Regions from separate parts of the Homo sapiens genome. Here region 2 is linked to region 1. Evidence: chromatin loops called from intact Hi-C (ENCODE). Cell type or tissue: heart left ventricle. All regions are shown on one strand. Links, peaks and the distances in the headings refer to the core of each region. The heading gives the core; the rest is flanking DNA. Region 1 overlaps MCM3AP (minichromosome maintenance complex component 3 associated protein). Region 2 overlaps PCNT (pericentrin).

Region 1 (2,913 bases), core at 119-2,618:
GAGATTGTGCCATTGTACTCCAGCCTGGGCAGCAAGAGCGAAACTCCATCTCAAAAAGAAAAAAAAAATCAGCTATAGGAGTTTCCTCTTTTTAAAAGCTGTGGATAATTTGAATAATCACCATGTTTCCTTAATATAATAACATATAGTAATAAAAGCTGCCATCAAACATCATATCATTGATACAGTGATTTTTATATTCTAAAAATTATTATTAGGTATTAGAATTTTTCTTTTTTTTTTTTTCCTCGAGATGGAGTCTTGCTCTGTTACCCATGGTGGAGTACCATGACAGAGTGAGCGCAACGTCAGCTCACTGCAACGTCCGCCTCCCGGGTTCAAGTGATTGTCTTGCCTCAGCCTCCTGAGTAGCTGGGACTACAGCCATGCGCCACCACGCCCGGCTAATTTTTGTATTCTTAGTAGAGATGGGGTTTCTCCATGTTGGTCAGGCTGGTCTCGAACTCCCGACCTCAGGTGATCTGCCAGTCTTGGCCTCCCAAAGTGCTGGGATTACAGGCGTGAGCCACCAGGCCGGGCCCAGGTATTAGAATTTTTCAACATGAAAACAATAAGTATATATTTTGAGTGTGAAGTTGTTGCATTTCCTTTTCCTTGCAAGCTACATTGTAACTTAAGTGTAATAGCAGTTTACTCATTCAGGTAAGAACCCAGTTAACGTCCATTATATGATTCTTATATTAAAGTCATGGTGAATACTGAGACAGTTTTAGAATAGTGATATATTTTGAATATTTGCAGTTGTTACAAGTCAATCCTTTTAGTAAACATCCTGCACCATGATTTTTTGTCATTGAGGTCATTACAGGAGTTAGAAAACTCCGGCTGAAAGTGAGGACACTCCCCTGCTTTTATCTGCAGTGAGGGTCTGTGACTGTTGGAGAGGTGACTCGGGGGTCTTTCTCTTAGTCTGCAGTGAGGGTCTGTGACTGTTAGAGAGAGGTGGACTCGGGTCTTTGGGAGCTTTGATGTCCCACTGCCTGGCATAATAGACCATAAGTCCTCTTTGTCTGAGGCTCTGAGTTTTACAAATGTTTTTCTTTTCTTTTGTAATGTGTGTGTGTGTTTTAAGTTTTAATTTCTTTTTATCATTATGAGAATACACTTCTGTAGGTTCGTGCTAACCATGTGGTACATTCTTACCTTTTACTTGACGTCATTTAGCTCGGGTGAAGAGAACCGATCTGGACAAAGCGAGGACTTTTGTTGGCACCTGCCTGGATATGTGTCCTGAGAAGGAGAGGTACATGCGGGAGACCCGTAGCCAGCTGAGCGTGTTCGAAGTGGTCCCAGGGACTGACCAGGTAGAGCCCTGCATCTCCCCGTGGAGTGTGGGCAGGGGACGGGGCTGCTTTTGTCATTTCTGTACATACTTGATTTGGGTGTTTGTTTTAGACAGTGTTGGGTATTTGTGCTATTAACAATCATATTAAGCTGTTTTGCATTGTGAGATGTTCACTCTGTAATTGGTACCTATACATGATAAGGTATAGATGCAAGTTATTTTAAATAAAGTTGTTTTTCAAATTCTTTTTTTTTTTTTTTTTTTTTGAGACAGGGTCTCACTCTGTCACCTAGGCTGAAGTGCAGTGGTCCAATCATGGCTCACTACAGCCTCAACTTCCCAGGCTCAGGTGATCCTCTCCTCTCACTCAGCTTACAGAGTAGCTGGGATTACAGGCATGCTCCACCACGCCTAGTTACTGTTTTATTTTTTGCAGCGATGGGGTCTTGCCGTGTTGCCCAGGCTGGTCCCGAACTCCTAAGCTCAAGTCATCTGCCCACCTCCGCCTCCCAAAGTGCTGGGATTACAGGCGTGAGCCACCACATCCAGCTAACTTTTTTCTTTTTACGATCTTATTCCTGTCTGTTTCTATGCTTATGTTTTACACATTCGAGATTATGCTCTAGATACAATTTTATGTGTATCTTTTCCACTTAAAATTATGTCATGAACATTTTCCTTTGTTAGGGTAAACTATGAGCATTTAAAAATGACAGCATATTATTTTATTAGTAGCTCTGTCAAAACTCTGCATTTTTACCATTAGTAGATAGGCTGCTTCTAAATTTTTAGTTCTATTAGTAATATTGTTTGGCATCTTGTATGTAATGCTTCTCTGGTATTTAGATTATTTTCTTCAGATCCTAAGAATTAAATTACTGCATCAGAGGGTATGACCTTTCCTGAACATTATCCATGTATCTTCCCAAATTGTTGCCCCAGAAAGCTGCACCAATATAGATCCTTTTGGACTTTGTGAATTTTGCTTATGGGCTTCTCCTCTTCCTGGCTGGTGGCTTTATACACCCTTCGCCTGGTGCGGGGTCCCCAGCCCAGCAACTCGTGTCACTGTAGGGCCCCTGCCCCAGGAGAGGCACATGCCCAGGGCCTTGTCCTGTGTACATCTCTGCCTCTTCCCTTGGCCACGTCTTCAGCCTCCTTTTGAGGTGGGAGATGCAATTCCAGGCCCCAGGTGGGCAGCCAGCCCCTGATGCTGTGTCCTCAGCAGTCCTCACCGCCTGTCTCTGTTTCACTTCTGCTCTGTGTAGACTTAATCTGGTGTGTGAGCGGGCCTGAGACCTTTTAAGTGCTTGAGGCCCTTCCCTGTCCCGTCTCTCTGCTTTGGAGGCTAGCAGATGTGCCTTCACTTAACATTCCTCCTGTTTGTCATGACGCACTCATATCTTAACTCCTTGTCATATTTGCCAAAATCAAATTTCTCTATTTGTCTTTGAATTTTGATTGTCACCTTTTAACAGAAATTTTATGTTGAAAAAATATATTCTCAAATACTGATCTTGTGTGGGTGTGTATGTGATTTTCCCCCTCATTTTCAGGCATAACTATGCCTGGCCCAAGGTATGCCACATGGGCATCCTGTCTCGGCT
Region 2 (2,861 bases), core at 1-2,500, 140 kb before region 1:
GCAGCTGCCTCTGGCAGACGGTGAGCACTGACATCACGCCTTCTTGCTTGCAGAGAGGTGCATCCTTCAACGTCACCAGGACAGGCTGCAGATCACCCTTGACAGAGGAGACAGAGGAAAGCTGAGCATGCAGGAGGCTGTTGCTGGGGCTGCCCCTCAGGTGGCCTGGAGCTGGGAACCAGTACGGCAGCCAGCAGGGATGCCAGAGGGAGGTGGCAGTGACATCCACAGCCGAGCACCTTGGTCCACAGCAGGCCACATGGGAACGGGGCTGAGGACCCAGCAGAAAGCTGCCCCGACCCAGGACGACCCCACAGAGCAAGGTGGACTGGGGCATCTGAGAGTGGGAGCCACTCTACAAAGACCCAGCTGGTGTGGGGGTGGTAGGCACCAAGTTCCCAAGGTTCTGCTCAAATACAAGTGGAAGCCTTAAAAGACGACTCCCTACAGGGCCTCCAGCTCCAAAAGAAGAGCTCGCTCGCCACATCTCACACAGGCACTGCTCATCGACAGACAAACCATTTGGTTAGAAACCAGAGAAGCAGCTTAAGCGGACCCTCCTCACATAGTGAGCTCCGTTTCACTGGACAGTCCCTATTATGTGAAAGAAAGAATTGTTTTTAAAAGCTTAAAACGATAAGCTTAAAATGGTACAAAACAGTGAAATCCTCAGCCCAGCTTCACTGCGTACTGACACGGAACAGGCCCAGGCTGGCCCGAGCTTCAGGCCCCCTTTCTCCGCTGTGTCATGAGCCACCATGACAACTGCAGCCCCCAGTGCCCAGCGCAGAGAGAAGTCATTGACATCAAAGGAGAAAAGGAGAGTAAAAAAAAATACCCTGCCATGGCCCGCGGGGGGAGCCCACCTGTGGGTCAGGGACAACCGGCTCCAAAGCAGCATCATGGGAGGCCTCCACGTCGCCGGTGACCTGGGCCTTGGCGCCACCATCCATGCGAGGCTGTGGGTGGGCCCCGGGCACCCGTGTGTGAGCTGTGGCTCTGCGGGCCTGCCGCCTGTCCAGCTCCACCTGGCACCTCAGGAACCGCTGGTGCAGCACCTGCAGCTGGCGGCTGAGGCGGGCACACTGCGCTCGGAGCCACTGCAGCTCGGGAGGCGCCGCCCCGGCTGCCAGGGGCTGCTGCTCCAGGGCGCGGCGGATGCGGGCCAAGGCCAACAGGACGGCCTCCAGCTCGGCAGAGTGGGCCGCCTTCCGCTGGTTCAGAGCGTCGATTTCTAAATTTCTCTCGGCAATCGTCGCTTCCTTTGCTTTCAGGGCCGCTTCGAACTCCTGGATCCGGGAGGCCATGTCTTCGACCTCAGCCTCCCTGAGGGCTACATTGCGCTCCAGCTCAGCCAGCTGTAGCTCCGCAGCCTCCTCTGCGCCCTGGAGGCGCTGCTGCAGGGCCTCCAGGGCCTGGCTGTGCCTGCGCTCCTGGTCAGCCAGCAGCCGGCTCAGGGCCTCCTTGGCTTCCAGCGCAGCCTCGAGCTCGCCCTGTAGGGCCTGCCCACGAGGGCCCCCGGCCTGGGAGCAGAGCAGCTCGCTCTGCAGACTGCCAGCCTGACTGTCGCTGACTTCGTGCACCACAGGCCCCATGAGGGACAGCTCGTGCTGCAGCTTCTCAATGACTTCATGGAGTTGTTCAATTTCCTCTGCTTTCTCCTTTTGTAATCGTTTCTGATTCTCTTGCAGATTTTCAATAGTGGCTTTCAGCTCTTCAATCTCAGAACTTCTGGTATATATGACCTGAAGAGAGAGGACATTTCAGAGGCAAATTAAATGTATCCACTTCCGAATGTCCCTACTTCAGGGCACGTTACATCCTGAATGCATTCTTGGAGTGAAGACTCCATAGCGTGAAAAACAAAGCAGCCATAGAAGCAAACTGCTGGTGCCGGATGCACTCCACACCCACCTTGGCTGCCACTGGGCCCTGGTGCACACCTTGTGCTCCACGTCTGATCGTGGGACGAAGCTCTAATGCAGTCATTTTCCATGCAAGGACATCTACAGAATGATGCTTTCACCACCCTTTAAATGTTATTTTGTTAATATTTAAACAACTTTGATTTGTTTGATTTTCCTGAAGGTGCATTAGATTTTAGGTGTCATTCTGACTCCAGGAGGAAAGTAAGAAACCTAGGCAGAGAATCTGCACCAACAAAGCGGTGAGCCGGGCACGCTCCCCTTCCATCCCAACACTGCTCGTGGTGACGCTGGTGATGAGGCGTCTCTGCCACTGCCACTCGGTGACACCAGGCATCGAAGTGAGTTTACTTGTGCCATGAAACATAATCCTCAGCCATGTAAGGAAATACGATTGTTTCCACTTTAAAGACAGGAAAATTGAAACTGAGATATTAAACATCTTTCTAAACCCATAAAAACAGTAAGTGGAAAATTAGGATTGAGATGTATGTCAATATAGCTCCAAACTCTATTCTCTTAAGATAACATTCCTGGTAATGACAAAAAATAGAAAAATTCTAATCCATTTGTGCTCTAACAATTTTAAAACTATTTGTTATAGACTAATATGTTCTTCCAAAAAACTGAGGGTTTCATAACAACTCCAGGTTTCTCTGGAACTACCTCACAATTACTCTGGACTCAAATGCAAATCTGGCCTACAGAAAAAAAACAAAGGAACCGGATGAACCTGTGGCTTTGGTTTGGACGCTGTCAACAACACCTTCCTATGCATTTACCACCGATGAACAACACCATGCATTTAGCAAAAGCAGCCTCCCAGCTGCGGGCTAGGAATGCCCGCTGCACATTCTGCTCCCCGTCGCGTGCCTTACTGTGTGCGGCACCGGCCGTTGTCTCTGTACTCTACAGGCACGCGAAGGAATTTCGAGG

What was found. Hi-C counts contacts between places; a loop is a spot of excess contacts. Peaks named below come from ENCODE experiments on the same cell type or tissue, not always from the same donor. Only the 100,000 strongest peaks of a DNase experiment are listed, where the experiment ranks them.
Region 2: a loop joins it to region 1, with 1.8 times the contacts of the local background. A loop is called at or near these places in 2 of 110 quality-filtered maps.

Annotation. Positions count from the first base shown.
Region 1 is chr21:46,273,598-46,276,510 of GRCh38, reverse strand. MCM3AP (minichromosome maintenance complex component 3 associated protein) reads left to right here. Exons shown (of 28, transcript NM_003906.5): 6 at 1,186-1,325. Among named protein-coding and RNA genes, the nearest start is that of MCM3AP, 11 kb to the left of the region's middle. In heart left ventricle, for the core only: no CTCF peak of the experiment used is centred there; no DNase peak of the experiment used is centred there.
Region 2 is chr21:46,410,073-46,412,933 of GRCh38, reverse strand. It overlaps PCNT (pericentrin), which reads right to left. Exons shown (of 47, transcript NM_006031.6): 28 at 867-1,745; 29 at 1-97. Among named protein-coding and RNA genes, the nearest start is that of DIP2A, 47 kb to the left of the region's middle. RefSeq lists an enhancer at 752-1,327. In heart left ventricle, for the core only: no CTCF peak of the experiment used is centred there; a DNase peak (open chromatin) is centred at 1,493.